Regions from separate parts of the Homo sapiens genome. Here region 2 is linked to region 1. The links are chromatin loops, found by intact Hi-C in ENCODE. Cell type or tissue: psoas muscle. All regions are shown on one strand. Links, peaks and the distances in the headings refer to the core of each region. The heading gives the core; the rest is flanking DNA.

Region 1 (15,084 bases), core at 3,702-11,701:
TCAAGAGGGAGGCATGTGTCTGTTCCCAATGCATGATGATGGGGTCAGGGGTTCCCCAAAGACAACTGAGAGTGAGCACCCGAGCATGCCCCGGCTTCTGCCGAGCCTCCATAGTGCCTCAACTCCCCTTCTTTGGTTAACTCCTTGAGGGAGTTAATTCTCTTCCTGTCTCACCTCCCCCTAGGCTGTGAGCCCAGAGGCAGGAACCAGGCTGTCCTGTTTACCACAGGATTCCCAGTGTCCATGAGTGAGGGGGAGCCCTTCATGGTACAGACGGGGAAACTGAGGCAGGGGCTTAGCTGAGATCACACATCCACGTTCATGCCAAGGCGCCCTGTGCTCTGCCCTCATGCTGTCTTCACTGTACCAACCCTCCATCTCCCATATCTCTGTGTCATCTGCCCCTGGCCCAAACCACCCCCATTCCTGGTGTGGTCTCCAGCTCTGCCTGTCCATGTATCCCTCTTGCCTAAACTCCTGTGGTGTCCGCTCTGTTCTCTACCTCCTCAGTGCTGAAGCTGCCTTATGCTAGCCCCTGCCCAGCCCACCCCTGCTCCCAAGGCCCTGGTGGACCTATGGACACTGGCCTCTCTTGTCCCCACAGACAAGGTGCCATCTCTGGGGGATATTCTCGTAGGTTCTCTGCCTATGCTGTTGCCCTCCCCAGGGCCTGAGTACCTTTTCTCCCTGGCCTTCTGCTCCAAGCTCTCCTGCTTCCCAGGTTAGCTGCCCTTATTCTTTAAGCCATAGCTCAGGGGTCACAGAGAAGCCTTCTGTGGTCCCCCACTGTCCCCTCCTCTGCTGTAGGATATCTGTCTGTGTTTGCATGTTCTCCCCAGGGAGGCTGTGCCCCCTCGAGGGCGGCCAGCGTGTGATTCCTCCTGGAGTCGGCCCATGTCAGACCCTGAGCTGGTGCTCAGCAGCTCTCGGTGCGTGTTCATTGAATGAATGGATGACCTTCCAGTGACGGGGCCTTCACATCTGGGGCCAGTTCTGCTGGTGAACAATGGGGCATGGTCAAAGATCCTCCTCGGCACCCCCAGCAGAGCCCACAGGGTCAAGTTCTGTGCACATGCTCGGGGCTAGCAGGACCACAGAAGAGGTTGTGAGCCATCTGGGAAGCTGGGTGATAGACCCATCCTGACCGCTGGCCCCTGCCCCACCAGGAGAGAACCCCTGGGAAGCTGAGGAGACACAAGCTTGTCCTGTTGCTGGCCTTGGTTCTTCCTTACATCTTTCCCATTCTCTCTGCCACCAGCCAGTCCCCTCCTTGCCCCCTTGGTCAGTGGCCTTGGTCCTCGTAGTTCCTTTCCTCTCCTTTTGGCTTCTGCTCCCCTCCGCAGGGTGCATGGCACATCCCACTCCAGCAGCCACCCCCTCCCATCTTTCCCTGCCAGTTCCCCACCCACTCCCTGCTCAGCCTCAGCCTCCTGCAGCCCTGTCTCTCCTCTCCACTAGGCACGGCTGCTTTCCTCCAACTTAAGTTGAATTGATCTCCTGCTTAATTACCTGATGTGTTCATTGCCTGCATGGCCTATTGGCAGAGGTGGGTGAGCTGGTGGGCAGGTAGAGAGCTGGGATGGCTCAGACCTTCAGTGGGCACCTGCCTGTGCACCTGGGAGTGCAGCAGTGTGGGTGTGCTTCCCTGGGATGCCAGGGCAGCAGAAGAGGAGTGCATGCACCCACCCACACATGCATACACACACACACACACACCCTTGTGTTTCCACATGGGTAACACCCTAGCACAGTCACACCCCACATCCCACGTGGCCAGCCATGGGTGCACACAGGCACACACACACACACACACGTCACCATCTCCCACACACACATCTATACTGGCTGACTGTGCTTCCAGCTGCAGCCAACAGCTGTTATTACTATCCTGTCCTGGGCCTGGCATTCAAGGCCTCCATGATCAAACCTCAACAGACCACTCCAGCCACACCTCTCTGAGATATCCCTGGACACAGCAGAGGCTGAGGCACCTTCGGGACAGGGCTGGAGGGGTAGGAGCTGGCCAGCTGCAGGCCTGGCCAGAGAAGTGGAGGCTCTCCATCTCTACCCATCAGTCTGTGTGTCTGTGGGGGTGTCAGTCACCCCGGGGGAGCCCCTGGGGCAGACACTCTGAGCAGGTCTCCCACTCACACATCATCTCCCCTCCTCTGACACCCTGTGCCAGGCAGCACCTGGACTCTCACCTGCCCTGAGCTGATCCCAGGAACTGGAGAAGAGGTGGGGCACAGGGAAGGCACCTCCTGGAGGAGGCAGAACTCAGGACAGTGAGCCCTTGCTGAGTACCTATTATGTGCTGGAGCTTTCACACCACGGTTGAAGTTGGTTGTTATCACAGTCCTTCCAGTCATTCTGTCTCCTGCCCACACAGCCCCCATTTCTCCCTCCTCTTGAACACAAGGAATGAGCTCCTCAGGGAGCACACCTCCCAAGTCACACCCAGCCTGCTGGAGCCTCTTCAGTTTCCCTGTCTGTGTTTGCAAGGTCAGGGGTAAAACCAAACTGCATCTCTTTTTCCGGGGGGTGGAGTGTCATTGTCCTTTCTGCTCACTGCTAACCTAGGTTCATCTTGCTGCTTTCAACAGTGATACTCTCTGGTCCTGGCTCCTATGGGCAATGTCTGGTATACCAGGCCACTGCTGAAGTCTTCACATGCCCTGTGGCAGAGGCATGCCCCATGACCCCATTGAGCAGATGAGGAAAGTAAGGCTTTGGGAGTTTAAGTGACTTACTGGGGAGCTCACAGGTAGAAAGTAGCTGTGGCAGGAATGGATCTTGGTCAGGTCACCAACTGGGCTGGGTCTGCACTCCACACCCTGGTACAGATGGGAGGATTGAAGACCTGAGGCCAAGAAAGAAAGCTGCGTGGTAGCCCCCAGCACTGGGACGCTCCACGGTGTGCGGTATGTGGTATTCGGTGCATGGTATTGTTGGGGCTCAAGCAATACGACTCCAGCCAGACGTGGTGACTCACGCCTGTAATCCCAGCACTTTGGGAGGCTGAGGTGGGTGGATCACCTGAGGTCAGGAGTTGGAGACCAGCCTGGCCAACATGAAGAAACCCCGTCTCTACTAAAAAAACAAAATTAGCCGGGTGTGGTGGCGCATGCCTGTAATCCCAGCTACTCAGGAGGCTGAGGCAGGAGAATCGCTTGAACCCAGGAGAGGGAGGTTGCGGTGAGCTGAGATCGCGCCATTGCACTCCAGCCTGGACAAGAGCGAAACTCCGTCTCAAAAAAGAAGAAAAAAAAAAAGAAAGAAAGAAACATGACTCCAGAATACGGCACCTTGCAGGTCACTCTGCCCTTCTCCAGCCCTCCTTTTTTTCCACTCCCTTTTCTCCCCGAAAGTGGTCATAGGAACTAGAACCCCTCTCCTAGCCAAGCAAACCATAAAACCTAGAAAGGTCACTTTCTGACTTCCTCCCTTCTCTTGTAAAGGTCCTCCTGAGACAGGGGTTCTGCCCCTGGGCAGGGGCGAGAGCACCTCTATCATGGAGAGACCCAGTAAGAAACCTGAACAAATGGGTCTTGCTGAAGCCCTGCTCCCAGCTTATTAGCATTAGGCCATGCCCTTTTGCTTTAAGCATTTCTCCACAACTTCTTTCATCAGACTTAGCATAAAAATATTCTGTTTTCCCAGGTCCTTGGATCTTCATTTCCTCAGGCTCCCCAGTCATTAAAACTTTGGTGAAATCAATGTGTTCTGCTTTTCTGTCAATCTGTCTTTTGTTATAAGGGTGTCAGTCACGACCCTTGTGATGGGTGAGGGAAGATGTTCCTTTTCCTCTCCTGACCTGGAAGACAAAGCTTCCTCCTGAAGCCTTCCTGAGGGCTCCAGCTCCCAGGGAGCTCATTCAGGCTGCCAGGCCAGACACAAACCCTTTGGGTCCCAGCCCACATTTGCAAGGTAAACGTGCCCCTTCCTATACCTTCTCATCTCCACCATAAAACAGCCCAGGGGGCCTCTGTTTGTTGGGTGTAATTAGCTGTTTCTCCCTCACTTGATCACAATTAGATTCCGGTTTAGAAGAAAGCAGCCAAAGGGGTCTCTGTGCTGGGGCCTCTTAGGCTGACCTGGGGTAACTGAGTGCAGTGGCTGCCCCCGACCCTGCAAATCCCTCCTCTCCCCTAGGGAGGACGGGGGAGGAGAGGATGAAGGAAGGAAAGGCAGGAAAGGGAAAGAAGCAGGGGAAGCAGGGGGAGGAAGAAAAGAGGGAGACAGGCAGATAGGAGGGCAGGCTGACTGGGAGTGGGGAGGAGGAGAGGGAAAGGAGGAGGAAGGTGAAGAGAGGAGAGGAAGAGGGAGCGGAGGAGCCCGGGAGACGGGGGTGGGGAGGGGGGAGAGGACATACCAACCTGACCTGCGGGGAGGCTGGAGGGAGGGGGAGCCCGGGCCACAGGGGAGTTGACGATGGCTGCAGGAGACAGATAAGGTTGGGGAGAAAGGCGCAGTCACTGATGGGAGGGCAGGGATTAGGGGCTCAAGGGCCTGTCCTGGGCCTGTGGGTGGAAACCCAGGAAGAAGGGCGGCTGCCCTAGTGAGATGGGAGAAGGGAGGAGGAAGCTCTCGCTTCAGGGTACCGCTGTGCCCTTGTTGAGCCAGGAGAAAGGCCTCCCACACCTACCCATCTCCACTGCACAGTGAGCTGTCTAAGCAGACCCAGGCCTCTGGACCTGGGCAGGGTCAGGAGGGACAAGACAGATTCCCTGAGCTCAGGGCTCTCCTCCAATCAAAGAAGACAAGTTACAACCCATCCTCCACGAGCCTGGAATGATAACACCTCAACAGACATGCATGTCAGCTCACGGAGGCAACAGGGACTATCCCTGCCCTGCTGGAGCCTGGCCCATTGCGCACGTGTGTCCTTTGCAGCCGTGTCCTCACACGTGCTTGGCCACATGTGGTCTCTCAGATTCCCACACTCGGCTTGGTGCCTGTAGCCTCTCACCTGGGGCAGGTAAAGACAGGCCCACACCAGCCTGTGTGGCATGCTGTCATTCTCAGAGGCAGATTTTGGGGACACCCCCATTCTCCCCCTCCAGGGCAGGACAGTGGCCTCTCACGGAGGCCCATGGCCCGTGGGCCTTGGGCTTGAGACAGGCCTGAGGCTCCCCGAGCCTGCACTGGTCATGTGGCTGGGCCTGGGGAACCAAGTCCGTCCTGGCCAGAAGAATATAGCTCTGTGTGGGTAGGGGTGGAACCCTGGCCTTGTTCACCATGCTGAGCCCAGTGCCCAACACATGGTAGGCCTGCAGTGGGCAGTCGCAGATGTCTGGGGTGGATTAACCCTGATGTGTTAGAAGCTGGGTCTTCTGGGGGCTTGGAGGGAAGGGGTCGCTCCTCTAAGCCCCTGCAGACTGTGCAGGGGCTGCCTGATTTGGCCTCCTCCTGGGGAGTCCAGCTGATGAGACTGAGAGTGGAGGAAGGGCTGCCCAGTGTCAACCTCATGGAATGGAGACAGCACCTGCTGGCCGAGGGCCTGGCTGCTGGGAGCAGTTGATGGAGATAAATGATTCCTGTCTGAGGTGGAGGTCAGGGCCTGGCAAGGCAGCCTTGGGCCTGAGGGATGGCTCTGGGCTGGGCCAGGGAGTCAAGGAGACCTCTTGCAGTGGATCTTCCTGGGCAGCTGGGACCCAACTCTCCGTAGCCTATGGGGGCCATCCGCCCACCCCACCCTCCCTGACGCAGGGGCTGAGAGTATCAGCAGAGGTCGGCTGGCTCTGCCCTGTCTCAGGTTGGAAAGCTGAGCCCTGCCAGGCCCTCAATTGCACTGTGGGTCAAGCCTCCGCCAGAGCAAGGAGTGGTGGGTTTTCCCCATTTGTCAAGTGGACCAAGAAAGACCTCAGGGCAAGGACTAGGCTGCTGGAAAGGCCTGGTCCCAGACCTTGTTCATTTCTTCATTCATTCATTCCCACATCTGCCCCTGCTGTCCTTTCTGGCCTCTCCACGCAGTAAGGCCAGGCCCTCCCCTCTGCCCTGGCATTTCCTTGCCCATGCCGCTCCCCTCCTGCCACATCAGCTTCCTGCTGTTTCCCCAAGAATCTTCTGGACCTTTGCTTTTGCTGTTTTTTTCCCCTCATCTGGAACCCTTCTGTCCCAGATCCCTGCATGGCCAGCAACTCTTGACATTCAGGTCTCAGCCAGTGCTGAAGGTGCCCTCCCTCCTTGATCGCCATCAGAATCTGCCCCCTCCATTTTTATTCCCATGCAGTCCTGGTTGGTTTCCTCCAGAGCCTGAAAATGCCTTGTTTTGTTGACACACCTGTTTATTATCTATCTCCCCTTAGCACTGGGGAGCCCCAAAGAGGAGGCACCTCACCAAGCCTTGCATAGGAACCGAGGTCCCAGCTGCTTTCCCCACCCATCCATGAGTGCCTGAGTCCCCATGGTCATTCAGGTCAGCATAAGGCAGGCCCTGGTCATGGACAGGAAACAAGAGGAGTGTTTCCAGGGCAACAGGCTGCCCATCTCTGAGGGACTCCATGTAAAGGCTTATGGGTTTGGATCTAGGCTCTCAGAGGGGGTTCAGATGGCCAGGACCCAAGGACCTTGCACACCCAGAAAGCAGGTTCCTTGAGCCCTGCCTGGGCTGGCCCCTGTGGCTGGAACCCAGAGGGGGGTGCATGTAGATATTAGCAAGTCAGGGCACCTCCACCCCCAATGATGGAGACAAATGAGAGGGGTATGGAGCTGTAGTGGACTATGAGGAGGTTGGTGCAGCCTTATTGATGCAGGGGTTGTGAATGGGGACAAGATGGGGCAGAGGAGGGCACAATATGTTGGGAGAATCCATAAACCCTCCTGGACACCGCCCTCTGTGGGGAGGAGGGGAGGTGTGCTCCACAGGTGTGTGTGGGGTGGTGGGGGGGGTAGCTCTGGGGCCCAGCTCAGCTCAGCCCATGGGAGGCCAGTGCCAGAGCCTTTACCACCACCCTGGTGCTGAGCCCTGGGTGGGTAACCAGGCAGGGGCAGTGGAGGAGCCAGCCAGGTCCTGGCTCCTCTTCTCTCCCTCTACACTCCCTGCCTCCTTGGGCTCCAGGAAGGGTCCTCTCTGGTTGACATCTGAGAATTAGTGGGCCTGGTCAGTGTGGGCATCTCAGGGGGCCTAGACCCTGAGGCTCACCCTAGTAGCATCCAGTCTGTTCCTCCAGCTCAGCTACTGCCCCAGCAGCTTCTACAGGGGTGGGGCTAGGAAGGGAGCCAGGGCCACAGGCCCCTCATTCCTCTGAGATTGAAGGGGTTCCTGTGCCTGGGGGAGTGGGGGGGCATGACCCCATCTTTCCTCAACTCTTTGGAGGACCTCAGAGTCTCTTTGGAGGTTAAATCCACAGCTCCAAGGAGGGGATGGAGTGAGGCAGAGTAGGGCTTGCACTGCTGCCACCTGGTGGCTGAAAGACGTAAAGCACCTAAAACACCTGCTATTCCAGTTCCCAGAAGGAATTGGAGAAGGCAGTGGAGGGAAGGATGCTCCTGAGGGAGCAGAGGCACAGGGAGGTAGAATATGCACTCCTTGCTCCAGGTCAGCATCCTGGCCTGCAACCTTTGCCCTCACTCAGCTTGGTTCAGAGCCTCCCCAGGTGCCATCAGACATTTGCCCACCATAGCCTTCCAGAATGCTAGCAAGGCCAATCTAGCATCAGGGATGCCTGTCTGGCCTCTACTATACTAAGGGGAACAGAGGGCCCAAATGACATCCAGGGGCACACACAATGGGTCTTGGTGTATGGAAGAGAGGGAAGAGTGGGATCTGGGAGGCAGGCAGGGAGAAGGTGGAGCTGGGAGGTGGGTGCGGCCTAGCCGGGCCCTGCCTGCCCTGTCCTCGCCTTACTCACAAATGCTGCTGGTCTTCTTCTTGCAGGACCTGGATTGAGTCCCATGAGGCTCTCCTCCACACCCCATTGTCACCTACTTGTGTCATAATACACCACCCCTAGTTCCAGAGCAGGGGCAGGGGTGGGGGGAAGAGGGGAGGCTTGCTCAGGAACCCCCAGCAGAGGGCCCTCAGGAAGGAATATAGTTCCTTTCTACACCTCAAGCTCAAGATTATGGCATGGGGCCAGGCACGGTGGCTCACACCTGTAATCCCAACACTTTGGGAGACCAAGGCAGGTGGGTTGCTTAAGCCTACGGGTTGGAGACCAGCCCGGGAAACATGACAAGACCCCATCTCTCCAAATAAATTTTTTAAATATTAGCCAGGCACGGTGTTGCATGCCTGTAGCTCCAGCTGCTCAGGAGGCTGAGGTGGGAGTATCGCTTGAGCAGGGGAGGTCAAAGCTGTAGTAAGCCGAGATTGCGCCACCGCACTCCAACCTGGGGTGATAAAGTGAAACCCTGTCTAAAAAAAAAAAAAGAAAAGAAAAAAAAAGATTATGTCAAAGTCACAAAGTCTACTGAAGGAATTGTGATGTGGCAGGCAAAGTTAAAATTGGGTACAAAAATGGACTGCTCCTGGAATCCAAGGGAAAAGTCAAGTGCAGTTCCTCCCATGGACCTTTACCTCCTTTTCCTCAACCTCCAGGAGGTAAATCCCACCCAGCTCACCCTGTCCTACTGGGGATGGTGTCCTGACAAAGTTTGCCCCTTTCCACCCACCAGGCAACAGGATGTGCTATTTCCCCTGTCATACACTTCCTAAAGTCTCAACAACTCAGTCAAGCATAACCTCTGGGAAAATATGGTGTTGAAATCACTGGATGATAATCTGGGGGTGGAAATCCACTTGGACCCCTACCTCACACCTTAAAACAAAAACCAGTTCTAGCTGGATCAAAGGTAGGGGGACTAAAGAATGAAGAAAAAATCTCTAGGCAAAAACAAAGGTTTGATTTGGTCTAGCCTTTTCTAAATATAACAAAAAACACAAAAGCCGTAAGAGAAAACATGGATACACCTGACTCCACAAAAACCAAACATTTCTACACGGAAAAAAGTAATAGCCAGGCGCGGTGGCTCACACTTGTAATCCTAGCACTTTAGGAGGCCGAGGCGGGTGGAACACAAGATCAGGAGTTCGAGACCAGCCTGGCCAACACAGTGAAACCCCATCTCTACTAAAAATACAAAAATTAGCTGGGTGTGGTGGCGAGTGCTTGTAATCCCAGCTACTCGGGAGGCTGAAGCAAGAGAATCGCTTGAACCTGGGAAGCAGAGGTTGCAGTGAGCCGAGATCATGCCATTGCACTCCAGCATAGGCAACAGAGCTAGATTCCATCTCAAAATAAATAAATAAATAAAAGTTTAAAGACAAACAACAAGTTAAGGAAAAAAATGCAAATTTCATAATATATAAAGGGTCCTTATAAATTGATAAGGAGAGGACCAAGAATCCCATTGAGAAATGGGGCAAACAAGATGAACATACAGTTCACACAAAAGGAAATCCAAAAGTCTCAACCACTGAACCCATGCTTACCCTCATTTCTTTAAGAGAGATGCAAATTATATAGGCAAAGCCATGAAAGATTGATGCACTTGCTGGTGACCATGGGGAAAATCAGAAACTTAGAGTTGCTCATTGGAATGTAATCTGTGCAGCCTTCATGAAAGCAATTTGGCAATATCTATCAAAATTAAAAATGCATAGACTATTTGACCTAGCACTGCCCACTTCTAGGAATTTATTTTACAAACTGACACGCATGTGAAATTATGCCCAAGGTGTTCACTGCATGATGTTTCTAAGAGTAATCGATTGGAAACAGCCTACTCCAGGAAGCCTGGCTGAGTGGATAGGGAGCTTCCTCACCATATATACTCTGCAATTACTGGAACCAATAAGGGGGAGGCAGAGCCACACGTAGGGCCATAAGGACAAGGTATAGTATATGTATTGGATGGTGACCTCATGTTTTTTAAAAGGAAGAAGGGTAAGTGTTCCCAAACACTGCCAATGTCCCCAAGGCCTCTTGGCCCCATCTCCCAGGAAGCTGAGCTGCACAGGTGGCATTCGTCTGGCTCTGCCCTCTGGCGTCCAGTTGGATCTGGACAATGGAGTCCCCCAGGAGTTTAGCAGGCAGGATGGGGAGGTTGTGTTTATTCCCTTGGCCCTTTCCAGTCCACCCTTCACTTGATTTTTCTGACCCAGAGATCTGGTCACATCTCTCCCTGTTCAAAACACTCTGTGGCTCCCCATTGTCCTCTGGATGGAGGTCAGGAGGTCAGATCCTCACCACTGCTTTTTTTTTTTTTTTTTTTTTTTTGAGGCAGAGTCTCGCTCTGTCACCCAGGCTGGAGTGCAGTGGCGTGATCTTGGCTTACTGCAACCTCTGCCTCCCAGGTTCAAGCTATACTTATGCCTCAGCCTCTCGAGTAGCTGCGACCACAGGCATGTGCCACCACGCCCTGCTAATTTTTTCATATTTTTAGTAGAGATAGGGTTTCACCATGTTGGCGAGGCTGGTCTCGAACTCCTGACCTTAAGTGATCTGCCCACCTCGGCCTCCCAAAGTGCTGGGATTACAGGCGTGAACTGCTGTGCCTGGTCCCCACCACTGCTTTTGAGGGTCTGCTTCTGTTGGCCACCCATCCTGTAGACTCCCTAACCTTTCCCAGGTTCCTGGTCTCAGCCCAGTTCCCACCATCTGCAACCCTCCTCCTGCCCCCTTTGAGGGGACAGTCTCAAAGGACCTCCTTGTCCTCCCCTGGCTGCTGTGCTCCTGCCCTCAGTGTCAGCCCCTAGTGTGGTGCCTGTCCTGAGACTGGGCTCTACCAGGGTGCTGAAAGCAGGAAGCCCATCCCCCACCCCACCCAGGTGCTCCTGGAATGCAGAGGTTGGCTAAATGCACAGAGGTTCTCCAGGGCTCTTGGCCCTGAAGCCCTCCGGGTTTGTGCTGTGTTGCACAGCCCAGCTCTGGCCCTTCCAGACTTTGGGAAGAAGGTGCCCTGCTTGACTCACCTCTGGGAGGCTGGACCAAAAGAATCAGGGAGGACCCAGGACACTGGCTCCTGGCCCACCAGGACGCAAGGCTCAGGGCACTGGCAGGAACAGCTGTTGGTCGAGGCAGGGTAGGGAGGGGACTGTATGTAATCAGTAAGAAACCATGTTTTTAAAAAATAACTCTGCTGTCAGTAGTGGTGAAACAATATAATAAATATGAGAAATAAATCTCGTTACCATGTAATGAGCTGCCTTATTAATGTGTTAAACTTGTAAGAAATGCTTAAGTGTTTAATTGGCAACTAATGAGGGTGCCAATTAGGGATCATTATACATTTCTTTAAAACTCCTAATTGGCAGGGGGGCATTTCAATCAATGCCATAGGGCTGACTCCACGGGGACCCCGTCCCGGCAGTGCATCTGGTGGTTGTACCTGTAGGGCTACACATCTGGTGGCTAGCCCCATTGGAGACCACAACAAGGCCAGGGCCACCTGGGTTGGACCCGGCCGCAAACCCCACTGGGCACCAGGACTCAGTTTCTCCTCTGCCACTAAATCCTGCTGTCGATCAAAGCCCGCCTGAAATGGTGCCTGTCAGGAGGCTGCACAGTCCGTCTCACCAGATGGAAGGACTTGACCTGTTCCAAGGCATCAGGAGGCTGTGAACTCACTTAGGACCAGGACGGTGGTTCTCCACCAGTGCCCAGCTCCCCCAGGAGCCTGGAGGAAAAGTCACCAGGGGGCTGAGCGAAGGCTGAGCTGGGGCTGGGGCCACAGTGTGGGTAGTGAGTTCCTGCAGCTAGAGACAGGCTGAGAAACAATGCTAAGGTGCATCCTGGGGCACCCTTGGGGCCTCCCCAGAGGCAGGACCTGGGTCTCTATCTCAGCTAAATCCTGGGCTCCTTTGCATGCAGCCCCTGGCCCAAGGCTGCTTCAGGGCCAGGCAATGGGACTCAGAGTGGACCGCCTCTCCTGCCTCCAGGGCTCAACCCCATTTCCCAGGGAAAGTCAAGCCAAGTAGATCTCTATTCCAGGCCTGGCTGGCAGAAAGGGAGCATCCTAAGCAGCAGAAGCATGATTAATTACCAAATTAATTGCCAAATTAATCACCTGGGTAATTGCCAGAGAGCTGGAAAGATGGCAGGGAGGCAAGGCCCAGCCAGGGGCAGGGTGGGAAGTAATCCTGGCACAGGCATGGGCAGAGAGCGCAGAGGCAGGAGACTGGCTGCTGTCTGAGCAGATGGCCTGGGCACGATGGGAGGCAGCAGGTTGAGGACCTTGGAGGCCAGACTGGGGCATTCCATAGTTCAGAAGAAGCCTTGCAGGCCCGAGTAGGAGGATAGAAGGGCATTGGCAAATAGGGTGTGTCTGGGAGCTCGGTAGGGGTGGGTGGGAGGCCCAGGAAAATCTGGCCAGGTGGTACTTATGTCATGCCTATGAGTCTTGTGGGGAGGAGAGCGACTAGCCTTGGGGGCTGGGGGCTGGGAGAAGACCCTGGTTTGTGGCCTGGGGACTAGGAAGGCAGTGAGCATTCCTGAGCCAGACAGAGAACTGGTTGGGGAAAGGAGCCAGCCTATCCCCTGCAGCCTGTGGACCCCCAGCCCTCCTAGGCCCTGAGCCCTTCTGTGGCTCTTGTATTAGGAGTGATTGGGGAAGCGGCCAAGTAGCCTCAGCCACCCACCAGTTTTCAGGAATTTTCAGGACCCAGAGGGCTCACCCCATCCTCCCTGGTGGAAAAATACTCCATGACCTTGTGGCCCAAGGCTGCTGCTTAGAGCCAGGTCAGAGGGTTCTCTGGCCCCACAGCTCAGGCCCTGTCCCATCCTTCTCACCTGCCCCAGCTGCCCCTACTCACCTCTCCCAGGCTGGATCCGAGTCTGGGCTGTGTCTTCAGGAGGCTCCAGGTCAAGCCAGGTGTAGAGCAGGGGATTGCCCCATGACCCTGCCCCCACCTGGCAGTGGGGGACTTGGTGAGGGCACATGCACTGCTAGGTAGAGGCAACTTTAGCACTTGGGGCCACTCTAAGGTTTAGACCTTCCAGACCGTGGAGCCGGGAAGTATAATCTAGAACTGGGTGGCCCTGCAGACCCTGTGGACCTCAGGGCTGCTCGAGGGCTGAGCCTGTGTGTGGCTCAGAGGCCCCACCCCTGCAAAAGCTCTGTTCCCCGTGGGCCACCTTTCAGACCTTTAGCGTGTCATTTACTAAGCAAATATTTACCTAGTGTTCCTACGTGTCAGGCACTGTTCTAGACCCTCTACAAATACGGACTATTTTATTTTATTTTATTTTATTTTTATTTTTAGAGACAGGGTCTTTAAAGTGGAGAATGTGACCCGGGCTGGCCTTGACCTCCCGTGGTCAAGCAATCCTCCCACCTCAGCCTCCTTAATAGCTGGGACTACAGGCACATGCCACCATGTCTGGCTAATTAAAAAAAGGTTTGTTTGTTTGTTTGTTTGTTTGTTTGTAGAGATGGGGGTCTTACCGTGTTGCCCAGGCTGGTCTCAAACCTAGGGCTTGAACTCTTTTTATACTTTTTTTCCCATATCTTGGTACTCACTGGCATTGAACTCTTAATTCTATCAAGTAGGAGGACCTGCCCCATTTTACAGATGAAGAAACTGAGGCAAGAGGTTCAGGGACTTGCCTGGAGTTGCATGGTGGCTGAGCTGGGATTCAGATAAGCTCATTCATGTAGCAAGGGGCACTCAGAAGAATGCAGTTGCCCCAGGGCCCTTGGACAGGGGTGTCTGGGACACCTGGCACCAGGACCCATGGTATTATAGGAGGCAGAGCTGACTCGCCATGAGGCATGCCTCCTCTGGAAGCCCAAAGACATGTGGGGCCAGTCGCAGCTCCTCCCTGGAGTCCAGCCGCCTGCTGCACTGGATCACCGGGATCCCTGCTGCACTGGATCACCAGGAGTCCTGGTTCAGGAGCGGCTTGTTTCCTGCTGTCTGCCTTGCTGGAGATGATATATGCGGAAGAGGTGGTACATCTCCTACCCTCCCTCCCAGTCACAGCCAGGTTGCTGGAGGTGGCAAATGTCCCCATCTCACTTGTTCATGTTGGGGGATGCAGGAGCCAAAAGGAGGGGGCCCTTGGTGACACACTCAGGAACCCACCATGAGGGATGCAGAGGTAACCCAGGCCTGTTCAAGCCTGCTGTAGGAGTTCAACAGAGCTGGGTGCAAATCCTGTGTGACCTAGGACAAGTCACTCAGCCTTACTGAGACTCTGAGTCAGGTGGGGTGGCTGACGGAGCTCATGAGAGCTCTGTGGGGAGGAGCTGGGGGAGAGAGGTTGGCGTCTGGGAGCGGCTTTCTGCACAATGCCTTGGGTGGGCAGGGAAGGGAGCCAGGATTTGAAGTAAGAATGAGACAGGCATTTACAGTGGAGGTCTCAGGGAAGGCAAATGTGTGCAGTGAGAAAAGCCTGGGAGGGAATGATCAGATGACTCTGAGAGCCTGGGCCCTGACCACTGAGGGGCATGCCCCAACCTCACCCTCCCTAACCTCCGGCTAGCTAACCCTGCCAGTGGCCCAGTCCTGACAGCACTTATGGGACAGTAGCAGGTTGGCTCTCCCCCTGCTATGGAAGCTGTGTGGTGAGGCCTAGGGGCCTGACCCCTGTGTCATCCTCAGTGCTTACGACAGGCCCCTTCTGTCCCCCAGCTGCCCACAGGGCTGCTGCATCAAGTGGTAAGGCCTTGGGGTTCAGTCTTTATCCCATGCTGGTGGAGGCTGTCCAAATCCCAGGGCAGGGCCCACAGTTTAGATGCACTGAGCCCAGATAGGTGGGCCCTGATGAGAAGAACCACCCTCCATAATACAAATACAAATAGCTGCACACTTTCACTGATGGCTCTCCATGTGCTTTTAATATATTAATTCATTTAATTCCCATGAGGCAAGAACCACTTATTCAATTCTCCATTTGATAAATAGCCCTGAGCACCCACTATGTGGCAGGCTCAGGATACAGTGGTGACCAGACAGTGTCCCTGACCCAACTCCAGTCCAGACCTGCTTCTGGCAGGGAGGAAGCAAACAGCTCCAATGCAGCAGCCTCCCAGACCCCAGGCCCCTAAAAAAAGCCTCAAGGCCAAATTTCAGGCAAGCCCCTGCTTACTCCCACCTAATAATCTGGGTCTGCACCGCCACCTGGTGTTCACACTCAG
Region 2 (15,084 bases), core at 3,115-11,114, 280 kb before region 1:
CCCAAAAGGTTTCGGGGTGGCTGGTTGTGGTGGCTCATGCCTATAAATCCCAGCACTTTGGGACGCCGAGGCGGGTGGATCACCTGAGGTCAGGACCAGCCTGGCCAACTTGGTGAAACCGCGTCTCTACTAAAAATACAAAAATTAGCCGAGCATGGTGGCACGTGCCTGTAATCCCAGCTACTTGGGAGGCTGAAGCAGGAGAATTGCTTGAACCCGGGAGGCAGAGGATGCAGTGAGCCAAGATCGCCCCATTGCACTCTAGCCTTGGTGACAGAGCTAGACTCCGTCACAGAAAAAAGTAAACAACAACAACAAAAAGGTTTTAGGGCAAGTCTCATCCTAGGGAATCCAAGAATACCCTAGCCTGGGCCCCATTCCAGAGGTCTCCCTGCCTCTGGCAGAGTGGGGGTACATTCCTTCAACTGCCTGACCACCCGCCACTGTGCCCAGGACGACGCCAGGCAGCTATTTGCACTGTCCTGCACCGCCGAGGAGCAAGGCGTGCTCCCTGATGACCTGTCCGGCGTCATCCGGAGGCTCTGGGCTGACCATGGTGTGCAGGCCTGCTTTGGCCGCTCAAGGGAATACCAGCTCAACGACTCAGCTGCCTAGTGAGTGCTCTGAGGGGCTGGGCAGGGCAGGGCAGGGGCTGGGGGAGGACTAAAGGCTGGACCGGAGGGCCTGAGAACCCCCAGAAGGACACTGCTGGTCTTTGCTTATGAAACCGATGACTGTTAACCAAGGCCTTCCTGTTTTTTGGTTTGGGGGGTGGGTGGGTGTCACGTTACTGAAAGGCCAGGAGGAATGACAGGCAGGTGGCTTATACAGTACATCTCTTCCAGGCCAGTTGAGTCTGATCTGTCTTGACAGTCTTCTAAAGAACATTTGCGGCCGGGCGTGGTGGCTCACGCCTGTAATCCCAGCACTTTGGGAGGCTGAGACAGGCGGGTCGTGAGATCAGGAGATCGAGACCATCCTGGCTAACACGGTGAAACCCCGTCTCTACTAAAAATACAAAAAATTAGCCGGGCGTGGTGGAGGGCGCCTGTAGTCCCAGCTACTCAGGAGGCTGAGGCAGGAGAATGGCGTGAACCTGGGAGGTGGAGCTTGCAGTGAGCGGAGATTGCGCCACTGCACTCTAGCTTGGGTGACAGAGCAAGACTCAGAACATTTGCTGCCACCTGTTCTGTGCCAGGCTTCAAGGACACAGTGATGAGTGGAGCAAAGTCCCCATGCAGTGACAATTTAGGGTGTTAGTGAAAAGGTAGAGGTGGAGTTGGCCCAGAGACAGGATTGCTGAGCTCTGAAGGAGAGTCAGCCAGGGGAGGAGTGGATGAGGGGATTCCAGGCAGGGGCATAGCATGTGCAGCATCTCGGGGTGGTGGGGAGCTGGCTGTGCTTGAACATAGGCTGTGGAGGCTGGCTGGAGGGGGCCACAGGGGAGGAAGTTATCTGGGAGGTGACAGGTGTGTGTGTAGGTCAGAGCCCCTGGACCTCAGCTGTGACCCTCGCTGGCCCTAGGCTGAGGAATTACAAGGGGTCCCAGGAATCCCAGAGGCATGACAAGCCTGCACCCTTTCCACAGTTCTGAACTCCTTCCCTGTGGTATCTGTCATGTACTTGGACTGGTGCAGGGTGCTGAGGACCCCACGGGGAACAGGATAGACAGGCTAATAGCCATTGAGGATGGCTGCAGGGGACATCCACAGGCTTTGGATGGTGTCACCAGATAGGCTGCTGTCCCTGTACTCTAGCCTTCCCCTATCTCTGCTTAAGCCAGTCCCCTCTGACTGGAACACCCTTTTGCTCCTATTGTTCATCCAATCCTGAGCCTACCCATAGGGTGGATTTCAGCAAGGGTGGGTGGGAGGAGGAGGAGGGTCTTGCCTGGCTGTGATTCCTGAGCCCTGTCCAAGCCACATGAACAGCCTCCTCCTACCCTTCTTACATGGCCTGAATGCTCTTGTGAATATGTACCCCCTACAGGAGCTGTGGAGTCACAGCCAAATGCTGTGGGGGCCCCCAGGCCTCACCACTGCCCCTCCCTGAGATCTCTGGCCCAGCCACCAGCGAGCTTGGGGTCAGAGCAGCAGGGACCTTGGTGCCCATGATACTCAAAGGAAGCAGGAATAGAGCCACCTCCAGGCCACCTCCTGCTTCTCCATCATCCTCTTTCTCTATTCTCCAGACATTAGGCACCCACTGTGTGCCCAGCACAGTTTTGGGAGTGAATACAGGCCCTGTTCTCCCAGTCAGGTTTAAGCCTTGATAGCTCCCCCTGGGAATGGGTTGCGGATTGGAACACCACAGGAAGCAGGGCTCCTTCAGCCCCTCTTCGCAGCAACCCTCCAAGTGTGCAGCGAGTCAGGGGGTCCCTGGGGCGAACCCACCTGTTGGGGAAAAGGGAGAGGCTGGTGTGGAATGCACCATGGTACCTCCACATTGAGGACTCTGGCAGTAGGGGGCGGGGCATGGTATGCGGGTCACAGCACATGCGTCATCCTTCCCCATGGCCCTTCCTGTTTTTCTGTTTTGTCCCTGCTACTCTGAGATCATTTCCCTCTGGCCTGGTTTGGCCTGGGTGCTGGTGGGAGCCAAGGGCCAGCCCCAGCAGCCTTGCCCCAGGAATGAAAAGTCAGCTCTGGGCAGCAGCCTGGAGGCCTGGGACCAGCCTCCAGGGCATGGCAGGGATATTGAGGCAGGCAGCAGAGGCAGGCCCTGCAGGGGTAGCCTTGATACTAATTAAGGGAACTGGTAATGAGGAGCCCCTGGGACCCCTGCCAAGCAGGTGTCTGTGCCCTCCCCCTGAGGAACCCAGATTTCATTGGGCGCTGGGCAAAGAGCCCACTGGACCTGGCAGGCCCCAACCTGTCCAGCACCACATCGAGGGACCGCACCCGGCTGCTCTGCGGCTAATGCCGTAATTGCGCCCATTAGCATCCTGAATCCTTCACCGAAGGACTAATTTGCCTCCTCCCACCCTCTTTGCCTATAGCTCCAACATCCTGGATCCTGTCCGAGGCAGGTCTGGCTCAGACCCTGGGTGCTGGAGCTTGGCTGGCTAGCTGTCCACAGAGCTGCACCTCCTCCCATTCCCATTCTACAGGTGGGAGGCCGGGGGCTCTGAGTTCAGGTTTCTTCATTTGAGCAATGAGGTAATGCAGGCAGGGGTTAAAGAAACAAGGGCTGTGCCTAGGCCAGGCGCAGTGGCTCACGCCTGTAATCCCAGCACTCTGGGAGGCCGAGGTGGGCGGATCACCTGAGGTTGAGAGGTCAAGACCATCCTGGCCAACATGGTGAAACCCCGTCTCTACTAAAAATACAAAAATTAGCTGGGCGGCAGGCGCCTGTAGTCCCAGCTACTCAGGAGGCTGAGGCAGGAGAATCGCTTGAACCTGGCAGGCAGAGGTTGCAGTGAGCCAAGATCATGCCACTGCACTCCAGCCTGGCAACAGAGTAACACTCTGTCTCAAAAAAAAAAAAAAAAAAAAAAAAAAAAAGCAAGGGCTGTGCTTGAGAAATGGCATGGGAGGGAAGGGGCCTCTTGCAGCTGGCCCAGGGTCCAGCTAAGGAAGCCCCATGCTGGCCCCCACTGACCCTCCCACCCCCCATCCCCAGCTACCTGAACGACCTGGAGCGTATTGCACAGAGTGACTACATCCCCACACAGCAAGATGTGCTACGGACCCGCGTAAAGACCACGGGGATCGTGGAGACACACTTCACCTTCAAGGACCTACACTTCAAGTGAGCGAGCATGTGGACAGGTGGGAGGGGCAGGACCTGCCAGCCTCTGGGGTAGCAGAGGCAGGGGCTGGTCCAGGATCCCCCAGCCCCACTGAGGTTTTACAAGGCTCATGTGTTCTGGGCAAGCACATCCTCACCACCTAGTGAACCAGCAGTCAGGATCCACGCCACCTCTGCCAGCTGCTCACAGCCTCTGCTGCTCCTGCCTGATGTGGCTGCAGCCTGCCTGCTGTCCAAGCTCCTGGCCCAGAACCAGGGGTGAAGTGGGCAAGTGTGGATGATTCCAGAAGGTAGCTGCCCTACTCTGGGCAGGCCTCTGTCCTCAGTCAGCCAACCTGAGAAATGGGGTAGAAAGCCTCCCCCAGGCTCCCTTCCTGGAACTAAGGTGATCTATATCTGCAGGATGTTTGATGTGGGTGGTCAGCGGTCTGAGCGGAAGAAGTGGATCCACTGCTTTGAGGGCGTCACAGCCATCATCTTCTGCGTAGCCTTGAGCGCCTATGACTTGGTGCTAGCTGAGGACGAGGAGATGGTGAGAGGATGAGAGAATGCTGCGGGTGGGGGCAGCGGGCTTGGGGAGTGGTGGCTAGCGTTGACCTTGCTATTCTACCCCCAGAACCGCATGCATGAGAGCATGAAGCTATTCGATAGCATCTGCAACAACAAGTGGTTCACAGACACGTCCATCATCCTCTTCCTCAACAAGAAGGACCTGTTTGAGGAGAAGATCACACACAGTCCCCTGACCATCTGCTTCCCTGAGTACACAGGTGTGGGGACTGTGGGGATAGGGCCTCCAGAGGGTTGCTTCTTGTCCCAAGTAGCCTATGGTGACCAGGTGGCCCTCAGGCGCCCCCCACTGGACAGAAGTGTAACCTTGGAACACTGGCAGGGGCTGGTGCCTCACTTAGGCTTGTATAGTTGTGTGTGCACACATGAAGCCCTTAACACACTCAAGCATGTACCCCTGAACATGTGTACATGGGCATCCTCCTTCACACAGTGGGGTACCCCTTTGCACATCTGGCATGTATGGGCAGCCACAAACATTGTCATATTATGCACATGCATGCACAGGTTGTATGCCTGGCCGTCCACACGCACAGACCCTTGCTGCACACGTAGGATGCGGCCTGCCTGCCACACATGCAGCACAAGTCTTCATTTTCTCTCCCCCAGGGGCCAACAAATATGATGAGGCAGCCAGCTACATCCAGAGTAAGTTTGAGGACCTGAATAAGCGCAAAGACACCAAGGAGATCTACACGCACTTCACGTGCGCCACCGACACCAAGAACGTGCAGTTCGTGTTTGACGCCGTCACCGATGTCATCATCAAGAACAACCTGAAGGACTGCGGCCTCTTCTGAGGGGCAGCGGGGCCTGGCGGGATGGTGAGCCAGAGGGGCTGTGGCAGGGTGCTGGGGAAGAACTAAGCGGGCCTGGAGCCCCAGCAGGGGGTTCTGGGGGTGGGTAGGGGGGTGAACCTGGAGGGGGAGGGGCAATAGGTGACCAGGGGACAAGGGAGGAGAAGGCCCAGGGTGTGAATCAGGAGGTCAAGTGAGTGAGGTGCAGGGCATGGAGGAGGTCATACAAGCAGGCCTGGCCCAGTGGTCCAGACAGAAGGGCCTGGCCTTGCCCTGGGACAGAACCAGAGGCCATCCTGATGTTCCCTGGAGAAATCTCACCTCCTCACCCACCAGGCCATTGGCCCAGCCTGCCGGAAGCTGCATGCCAGCGGAGCCCAGCCCTGCTGCCCACTACCACCAGCTCCATGTGCACCTCCAGCTCTTGCCCTCTGACTTGTCTGAGCGTCCCGGGCTTAGGCTGGCCCCACTGGCCCTGGTGGAGGTGGGGATGACTCTCCCAGTGCCACAGACTCCCCTCCCCCACGTAACCCAGCAACAGAAACTGGCTCCTGGGCGGCAACTGTGTCCCTGGTAACAAATGGGTAGGAAAAATAGAGAAGGGTCATTGTCTAGGGAGGCGGGAGAGAGGCACGCCCTGGCTGCTTCCCGATCCATGCTCTGCTTTCCCCCACCTCCAGGGCCACCGCCGACTTTGTACCCCCCAACCCCTGAGGAAGATGGGGGCAAGAAGATCACGCTCCCCGCCTGTTCCCCCGCCGCTTTTCTCCTCTTTCCTCTCTTTGTTCTCAGCTCCCCCTGTCCCCTCAGCTCCAGACGTAGGGGAGGGGTTGCCACAGGCCTCCCTGTTTGAAGCCTGCCCTTGTCTGAGATGCTGGTAATGGCCATGGTACCCCCTTCTGGGCATCTGTTCTGGTTTTTAACCATTGTCTTGTTCTGTGATGAGGGGAGGGGGGCACATGCTGAGTCTCCCAAGGCTGCGTCTGGAGGGGCCCCTGCTTCTCCAGCCTGGACCCCCAGCTTTGCCCAACACCAGCCCCTGCCCCAGCCCAAGTCCAAATGTTTACAGGGAGCCTCCTGCCCAGTCCCCCAACCCCAGCCGCTCGGAGGCCCCAAAGGAAAAAGCACAAGAAGCGTGAGACGCCACCATTCCTGGAAACCACAGTCCACCTGCTCATTCTCGTAGCTTTTTAAAAAAATGAAAGTAAAGGAAAAAAAAAAAACTGCAAATCTAGAAAACTTTTTAGAGAAAAACTATTTAAAACTGTCAGATCCTGACCAGCAAGCCCCCCCCCAGCCCCCCTTCCAAGTGACTCCGTGCCTTGAGTGTGTCTGCGTGTTTACACCCGTCCCTCTGCTGGCCGCCCCCGTGCGAGCGGCACCCCTGCCCTGCCCTCCACAGAATTGGGTTCCAAGGGCTGTTCCAGACAACTGCCAACGTCACTGAGGGCCCTGCCCCAGCGGCCCTGGCCCCAGGCTCTATTAACCTAAAATGTAGCTCCCTAGCGCTAACCTAGGAACCGCCGCTGCCTGCTGGGGGGCCACGCCCCTCATGCCCTTGTCCCAGGCCCGGGGCCTTCAGCGTTGAACACTTCCTTGCTTTTTTCACATGTTTTATGGAATTGTTCACCTGGTTTGAAATAATAAAATGTAGAAAGAAAAAAAATACCGAGAACTGATGGGTATTCTCTCCCAGGGGCAGAGGCCTGGGCTAAGGTGTGCCAAGGTGATGGTGGTCCTAACCTCAGTCCTCAACCTGAGTCAGGGCCCTGACTCAGCTTTCCGGGCCGTCCTGGAGCCCCACGCTCTGAGCTTCATTTCTCCCACCTGGACTAGGCAGCATACATGTGGGGCCCGTGTGTCCCCGCCCTTCCAGTACTCTGCAGCCTTGGGTCTCGGGCAGCTGGGCAGGCTTCTAAGGGAGCTGTTGTAAGGTGCTCTTCCACACCTGGAGCAGGAGGGGTGGCCGGCCTCTCTAGCGCGGAAGGAGAAAGTGACTTCCGACTTAGGTACCAAGGCCTGAGAGTGTCCGTTGCCAAGGCCACACAGCCAGGTGGGCCGCATGCAGTCCTGGCTTGACTAAAAAGGCCAGTAGGGGCCTTAAGACATATTCAGAAAGTTCCCTGCCCCAGAGGGCCGCCGCCAAACCTGAAGGGTAGTGACAGGTGGCCATACTACCATGTGATGGTTGCCCCAGGCTGGGCCTGGAGAGCTGCAGATCATTGACTCTGAAGATGGAAGGCTCCATGAGGCTGTGGGAAGGGCCCGCGCGTTTCTGGGGAAGGGAATTGCAGATGGCAAGGCTGGTGATGCTTGTGGGGCGGGCCCTGAGTGCCATCGAGGCGCCTGGACCTTCTCCCGGGGGCAGCCGCGGCCTGAACGTGTGGGGGCGGGCTCGCGGAAAGGCTGGCCTCGACTGGGTGGGGCTCCGGCGTTGGCGCATCCGCCTCCGGCCGCCAGGGGGCGCCGCCGCCCGTGCTCTGCCCTGCCTGGCTGGTCACAGAGGCTGACGTCAGCGGGTCCCGCGGAGGCCGCTGGACACAAAGGCAGCTTTGTGAGGCGGCGACGGCTCCGCGGCCGCCCCAGGACAGAGCGGCCTGGGCAGAGGGCGGGCCGGGGTCGGCGCCGCGGAGGCGGGGAGGGAGGGAGGGTTGGAGGGTTGAGCCAGAGACCCGGGACCCCGTCCCCGCACACCTGCCAGTGCCCCGTAGCTTCGGCCGCCGGCACTGGCAGGAGATGAAAGGCTGCTGCCGCCCGGTCGGAAGGACATCGGCGCCCCCCAGGCCCGGTCCCCGCCCCAGTTCCTCGGGCCTTTCCTGCTGCCCCTGCCTGCGAGGGCCGACGACACGGAGAACAGGATCCTGCGCCCAACCCAGGTCCCCGCCTTCTTTCAGAGGCCCAGGCCTGGACCCCGCTGAGCCGCAGATGTGCGAGCAGGAGCGCCAGAGCCCCGATGCCCGCCCAGCAGGAAGCGGGCGGGAGATGGTTCCTTCCTTCTGTCCTGAGGGGGAACCCTGCACAGAGGGACCATTGAGGGCCTGGCATTGTCTGCCTAACTCACCCAGTGCCTCCCTCCCTGGGTGGGCCATGCGGGGCCTTGACAGGATTGCCCTGGTGCCGTCTTGGCAGTGGGTCTGGGTGGGATCCTGGGGGCAGGGCTTCCCTGAGTGCAGACAGCTAGGCCTCCACCTGCCCCGGCCTCCCACCCAGGCTCAGATTTCCAGGGCATAAGGCTCCATTGTCCCAGCACTGGTGGAGGCGGCCTGTCAATTCAGCCTTGTGTTTGGTGGTTGGGAAATTCCCAGCCATGGGGGGCTGCAGGCAGGAAGGGGCTGCCCAGGTGTCCTGCACCCCAACTGAAGGGACTCCATGAGGTTGGTTCCTGGGCATCCCCTGCTGCCTGGAGCTGTCCCAGGCTGGACCTCAACCATTCATCAACCCTCAGGAGCAGTTGGGTGAGGAGCACCAGAAATTCAATGCTCCCTGGCGCTGCATCCCCAGAGCCCTCCCAGCCTAAGAAGCCCCATCTTTCTGTCTCCACGCATGGAGAACTGCAGCTGTGAGGCCCAGGACCCTTAGCAGGACATGCAGAGCTGGGCAGGGACCCAGGCTCATGCTCCCAGCGTGGGGTGAGTTGTCTCCAGCCTGTGGAGACTGCCATGAAGTTGATCTGCCTCCCAGAGGGCCTGGCCCACTTGAAATAATTGCTCCGGCTACTGATGTGGTGGGAACTTTGGTATTTTTAACCCATTTGGGGGGTGGGGGAGCAGCTAGGAAGAGAGAGGCAAGCTTTCAGAGTCAGAGAGGCCTGAGAGAGGAGAGTAGAGGGAAACTCAGTGAGGAGGAGCCAGGCAGGCTGCCTCGGTAGTTCCCCAGGCCTAGACACCCCCCCTGTACCACCCCCTGTCCCAGCAGGTAGGTGCAGACCTAGATGCCAGGTGCAGAAGGGGGAAAGGGCCCTCTCCAGGGTTACAGCAGGGATCACCGAGGCTGCAGGGGCTGCCAAGGCCTGGAAGAAGTCCCATGTTCCAGGGAGCCCCATGGCTTCTGATGTCAGGAAAACTTAGTCCTCTCAGTTCCCCAGAATCATTTCACCCCACCCCACCCAAACTGAGTGGCAAACCAGTTGAGTAGAGAATACAAGCCCTGACTCCAGCTGCCTGGTCAGTGGCATAGCCAGCCAAGTCCTAGCAACCCTAGGAGTCAGGGAGTCAGGGAGGAGGCAAGGACAAGACTACAGTATTGTTTGGCTGAGTTCTGGGTCTGGCCCCACTCCCCAAAACTGACCCCAATCTCTGTGTCTGCTGCCCTAAAAAGAGACCCTGGGGCTGGGTGTGGTGGCTCACGCCTGTAATCCTAGCACTTTGGGAGGCCAAGGTGGGCGGATCACTTGAGATCAGGAGTTCAAGACCAGCCTGGCCAACATGGTGAAACCCCGTCTCTACTAAAATACAAAAATTAGCTGGGCATGATGACGGGTGCCTGTAATCCCAGCTACTCAGGAGGCTGAAACAGGAGAATCACTTGAACCCAGGAGACGGTGGTTGCAGTGAGCCAAGATTGTGCCACTGCACTCTAGCCTAGGTGGCTGAGCGAGACTCCATCTCAAAAAAATAAATAAAAGGAGACCCTGACTGGATGTAGTGGCTCATGCCTTAATCCCAGCACTTTTGGAGGCCAAGGCAGGAGGATCACTTGAGGCCAAAAGTTTGAGACCAGCCTGGGCAACATAGCAAGACCCCGTCTCTTAAAAACAAAAGATCCTAGCGGTCCTCATCTCTACCATGGACTACCAGAGGGAAGGCAGCACCTCTCATCACCCAGGGGGATGGCCTCCAGTCAGCTGGGGTATGTATGCAGCTGTGTGGCAGCAAATATGTCCATGCCTGCAAGCCACTCAGCCCTCAGTCACACGGTGATGGGCACTAATATCCAAGAGGAGCAGAAGTCAAGGCCATGGGTCCTTTTCTCCCCTTGCCAGAGATGCAGCCCCACAGTCCCTGGTGATCTTGGCTGGGAGAAAAATCAGAGTTTGACATCTCATCCCACTGCCTTCTGCTTTCTGACCTTACTGAGGTCAGGGTCATCAAGGCCTGGGGGACTGGGACAGGGTTAAGGGGTGTCCTTTCTCCATCCGTCTTCCAACCCCGTGGAGACTCAGCATGCCTAGGAAGGTGGAAGGGCTTCCTGCGGGCACACCATCTCCCGCCTCCCTGTGCCTGTCCTCTGCTGGGTCCTGGGTTCTCCAGTGATTATAGCCCTTGCTGCTTCCCCCACAGTGGGGAACACAGAGCCCTGCCCAGAGGCTTGAACCTGGCACCACAGGGGTCTGGAATTACACAGAAGACGGGTGACAGCCAAGGTGGATCATGAACGGTGAGAAGTCCAGCAGGTGACAAGGGGAAGGGTCTAAAGGGTGGAGGGCACAGCGCAAGCAAAGTCTTGGCAACAAAAGAGCTAATGCATCCCAGAAATGGGGCAGGTGGAGTACTGGAAGCTACACCAAGCTTCAGAGTGGTCCTGTGGCCTCGGTGTGGTAGCTCAGGCCTATAATTCCAACACTTTGGGAGGCTGAGGCAGGAGGAGGATAACTTGAACCCAGGAGTTCAAGATCAGCCTGGGCAACATAGTGAGACCTCCATTTTTACAAAAAATACAAAAATTAACTGTGTGTTGTGGTGTGTGCCTGGAGTCCCAGCTCCTCGGGAGGCTGAGGTGGGGGGATCACTTGAGTTCTGGAGGTCAAGGCTGCTGTGGGCCATGATCTTGCCACTGCACTCCAGCCTGGGTGGCAAAGCAAGATCCTGTCTCAAAAAAAAAAAAAAAAAAAAAAAAAAAGATGAAAAAGAGAGTGGCCCTGTGAATGCCAAGCTAAAAGCCTGCAATCCCGCCAAACTTCAGCAAGCTCTCTGAGTCAGGGGTCAGGGACACGGTCCTGCAGAGGGGAGGCATGGGGAGAGAAATGACAGAATGACCCCAGGGATACAGCCTGGGGGAGGGTAAAGGGGTCAGTGCTTGTCCTAAGTAAGACAAAAGGTAGGGGCTCTCAGGAGGGCAGGCTTGGCAGTGCCAGGGGTGGGTTGGGGACTTGGGAAGGGAGAAGACTGAGGAGTCCCCACCCAGGGGAGGGAGGGAGGTTAAAGTAGAACCCTGGGCACAGAGGGTTGAGGACCCTGGGGTCAAGAGAACCCTGGGGTCAGAGGGTTGAGGAAGTAATTGTACTGAGGTGGCCGGGAGCGGTGACTCATGCCTCTAATCCCAGCACTTTGGGAGGCCAAGGCAGGAGGACTGCTTGAGCCCAGGAGTTCAAGACCAGCCTGGGCAACATGACAAAACCTCATCTCTACCAAAAAAAAATAATAATACAAAAAAATTAGCTAGGCATGGTGGCACATGCCTGTAGTCCCAGCTACTCAGGAGGTTGAGGTGGGAGGATCACTTGAGCTCGGCAGGTTGAGGCTGCCATGAGCCATGATCCCACCACTGCACTCCACCCTGGGTGACAAAGCAAGATCCTGTCTCAAAAAAAAGAAGAAAAAAAAAAGTACTGGGGTGAGGGGCACAGCAAAAGGGGACAAGAGAGGAGCTGAGCCCGAGAAGGGGCCTTGTTCAGCTGGGATGGAAGAGGCAGCAGTGGAGGGTTTCTCTGAGGCCCTCATAGGCCTGGGTGCCCAAGATGCCCAGAGCTAAGGTGGCAGCAAGAGTGCATACCTGTGGTACCCCCACTGTGTGCCAGACCTGCCTGGCCACTGTCTGCAGCTGCAGGGAAAATGAGAGGTGCAGACTCCAGCTAGGGCCACGGGGTCGGCTAAGCGGCAGGGTAGGGATTCAGCCCCACCTCCTGCTGGACTAACAAGGGGGTTGATCCTTGGGGCTGGCTCCAGACTCCTCAGCCCTCCCCCAGAGCATTCAGAGCCCCATACCCAGTACTCCTGGGAGGCTCTCCCCTAGCCAGTTAGGAGAATGTAGTATTTATGTAAATGTCTGTTCATGAGTGCAGTGTGCCCTCAGAGTCCACTTTCCAGCATTCCTGGCATAGCCCCCTCCACCCTGCCGGGCTCCAGAGGAGGGAGGGAGAGGGAGGCCCCGCCCCCAGCCCCCTCTCCTCCCACTCCTCCCTGCTGGGCAATGAGGAAAACAGGAGTGAGGGAAGAGCTGTGATGTGGCTGGTTGGGGGGGCTCCCGCATCCCAGAAGGGCTGACCTCAGCCTGGGAGGAATGTGCAGGAGGGGAGGGCAGGGGTGGGGCAGGCGGGGGTAGGGCCACAGCCAAAGGCCCAGGGTTCTTGGTAGCCCCTCCCTCAGCACCTCCATCTCAGTTCTGACAGGGCCCTCAGAAGGGAAGGGGAACAGGCAAGGAGGGGAGGAGCTAATCTTTCAAAAAAGGTGGGCCAGGGTTCCCTGGGAATGTGGAGACCAGGCTGGGGTGAGGACATGCCTGCAGACGCTTCCCCAGGAGATGCCCCTGGGGCAGGGCCTTAGAGTGTCTGGGAAGTTAGGCCTCAGGTGATGATCCTATGGCCGCCCACGCCTGCCCCCACTGTGCCTAAGTCCTCTGGGCAGCATGACCTGGTACCTACGTGGCCAGAACAAGGAAGAGTTGTGACGTTGGAGCCACAAGCCCTGATGACTAAAGCAGGTGTGAGTGGGGCGCCCAAGATCCCATCCAGTCCAGGCTGCACTGGGAGGGTTGCCACAACCTTCCTCAGATGGGTGTCCCACCCCAACCACACCACCCGGAGTCCAGGCAGGGGCAAAGGGGCAGGCCCAGCTGGTGGCCAGGGGTGGGGAGGCAGGTGCTGAGATTTGGCACAACAATCCAGGTTTTTCCAGAAGGAAAAGCCAAGGCCGTGGTAGGCCATGCCACTGACAGGCAGCCCCAGAGCAAGGACCCAGGCAGGTCTCTGCCCATGGAAGCTCCCTCAAAAGAGAGAGGTCCAGGGTAGGAGTACAGGCAGGAAAAGGGACCCCAGCTGCCTTGCCTGGTTTGCCCCATTCTGTTGAGACTCAGGCTCAGGCTGCCTGATTCCAGAATCCTCGAGGAGTTCCAGCCCCCAGTGTGACCCACAGGCAGTGACCTTGCTCCTGGAGTGCTGACCTCCATGGGGGCCCCTACCCATGGCCTGGCACACTGGACCTGGGGCTGAGGAACAGAAAGGGGACCATGTGGAATCAGGGACAACTTGACCTCCCATCCCTGGAGACCTCCATTCCTACTCAAGGGAGGGTACACATCTAGAGGACAGAGGACAGGGCACAGCACTCAATGGGGACAGAGACAGTCTAGTCCTTTTGGCTGGGGGTTGACTCCCAGGCTATTGGAAAGATAATGGCGGTGGCGGGGGGGTTTCTGATACCGTTTCCCAGAGTGAACACAGGTGGAGGAAGGTGCGGGGTGATGAAACAGAGACAGGGCCCCTGGGCCTGGAAAAACATAAGGCAGTGAGGGCCTATGGGGGCACAGTGGGAGTGGATGGGAGCCTCTGAGGCACTTGCTGATCCTGGCTGCTTGGGTGGAAAGCTGTAAACAGCCAAAGAATGTTGTCTGCTTGCATGGAGCCAGGAGAGCCTGCCCAGGTCCTCTAAGGCTAGAGGCAGCTACTCCTGGAGTAGGAAAAGGCCACATCCAGGAAGCCCACGAGCCCAGGCAGGGATCTGTCCTTCCACTTGCCCTCCTGAAGGGCCCTGCGGCTCCCACTGGCCCCTGTTATTTACCTGCCAGCTGGCCAGGCCAGGCCAGGTATACCAGGTCCTCAGGCTCAGGAAGGAGGGGCATAGCCCCACTTCCACTTCCAGGGGACTTGGAGATGTGCCCCCCACCTCTGTCCTTGCTTGGCTGGAGGCATCCAGGGCTGGGCAACAGAACTGCAACACTTGAAATGCCCACACTGCCCCATCAGCCTTGGGAGGTGGTAGGAAAATGCCTTTTGCGGGGATGGAAGGATCAAAGCCCATTCTCAAGCCCTGGTATATTCACTCAGGTGGACTTCAGGGCTCCACTCTGCCACTGTCAACATACAGTCCCTCCAGAGAAGTACCCCTCATGTTACAAATGGGGCACGTTCACCAGACTCAGCTTCAGGACAAGACCCCAGGTCATTCCCAACTGAGGCTCCGAGGTGCAGGAGCTCCGTCCTGTCTGTAAAACTCCCTCAGTTTTCGGCTCTGGGTTTGGTGGGGGTTGTTCCTCCCACCTCCAACCTAGAAAGAGAAGCCAGAGGAAGGGAGGTCACATGGTCTGCCCCCCAACCTCTCAGCAGAGATGCAAAGCTACCTGTCCAGGATGGCGGACTCCAGATGGGCCCCGCCCTGTGGTGCAGAAGTGAGATTTGCTGCTCCTCCTGCGTCTGCCCCTCTCCTGCCCTCCTCTCCCTCCCCTATCTGGCTGTCATGGTAGAAGCCACTGCTGGCCAGGCCACTGAAGTACTAAGTGGCCCAAGTGTTGAGGAAGGATGGGGACTGGGTCCTGAGGGCCCATCCGACCTCCAGTTGAGAGCCCCTCCCCTGACCTCCAGCTGCCCGGCCACCCCAGCCGGTCCCTGGGAACTGAGGTGGCAGCTGAGCTCCCCATTATCTTTCCCCACAGCTCCCCACCTGTGGAGGGAGAGGTTGAGATATTGGAGTCCACGGGTGGTGCCCCCACTCAGTGATTCCCTTTGCCTGCTGAGCCCCTGGAGCTGGGGTTTCTTCCTCCCTTGCCTTGGCTGGCCACCTGGCTTCTGGGACCGCCACCTGGGGCACCCTTCTGCTTTAAGGCCCAATATGGGAGGGGTCGTCCCTACCAGCCCCTCCCTTGTGCCCATTCCACTCCCGCCTGGCTGCCGTCTCCAGCTGGTCCCGGCTGCCTGCCCGGTCACCCGATCCGCCCTCTAAACTTTACGGCACGGCGGGCGGTGCGTGGGGCGGTGGCTGGCCTGGTGGGGGCGGGGGCTGCTTCTTAAAGGAGCCGTCAGAGGGTCCCCAGCGGC

What was found. A loop is a pair of places that touch in the nucleus more often than their neighbours do. Peaks named below come from ENCODE experiments on the same cell type or tissue, not always from the same donor. Only the 100,000 strongest peaks of a DNase experiment are listed, where the experiment ranks them.
Region 2: a loop joins it to region 1, with 2.7 times the contacts of the local background. A loop is called at or near these places in 3 of 110 quality-filtered maps.

Annotation. Positions count from the first base shown.
Region 1 is chr3:50,535,222-50,550,305 of GRCh38, forward strand. It overlaps LOC105377083 (a long non-coding RNA gene), which reads right to left and starts at 4,435. Exons shown (of 3, transcript XR_940833.2): 1 at 4,377-4,435; 2 at 2,751-2,860; 3 at 1-993. RefSeq lists a silencer at 2,494-2,735 and enhancers at 4,233-4,909, 12,268-13,177, 14,250-15,084. In psoas muscle, for the core only: a CTCF peak has its summit at 7,411 (motif pointing left); a DNase peak (open chromatin) is centred at 7,400.
Region 2 is chr3:50,252,571-50,267,654 of GRCh38, forward strand. It overlaps GNAI2 (G protein subunit alpha i2), which reads left to right. Exons shown (of 9, transcript NM_002070.4): 4 at 454-614; 5 at 3,622-3,750; 6 at 4,153-4,282; 7 at 4,367-4,520; 8 at 4,930-5,144; 9 at 5,798-6,792. The coding sequence ends at 5,120. It overlaps LINC03143 (long intergenic non-protein coding RNA 3143), which reads left to right and starts at 7,656. Exons shown (of 1, transcript NR_198941.1): 1 at 7,656-10,788. It overlaps SEMA3B-AS1 (SEMA3B antisense RNA 1), which reads right to left and starts at 14,801. Exons shown (of 2, transcript NR_110702.1): 1 at 14,711-14,801; 2 at 14,071-14,317. It also overlaps a transcript of SEMA3B not described here. RefSeq lists silencers at 4,617-4,666, 7,447-7,866 and enhancers at 7,646-8,151, 8,037-8,136, 8,659-9,163, 11,207-11,782, 11,783-12,356 and 2 more. In psoas muscle, for the core only: CTCF peaks have their summits at 4,613 (motif pointing left) and 7,567 (motif pointing right); DNase peaks (open chromatin) are centred at 6,580, 7,017, 7,581 and 7,921; H3K4me3 peaks cover 2,386 bases; H3K27ac peaks cover 3,678 bases.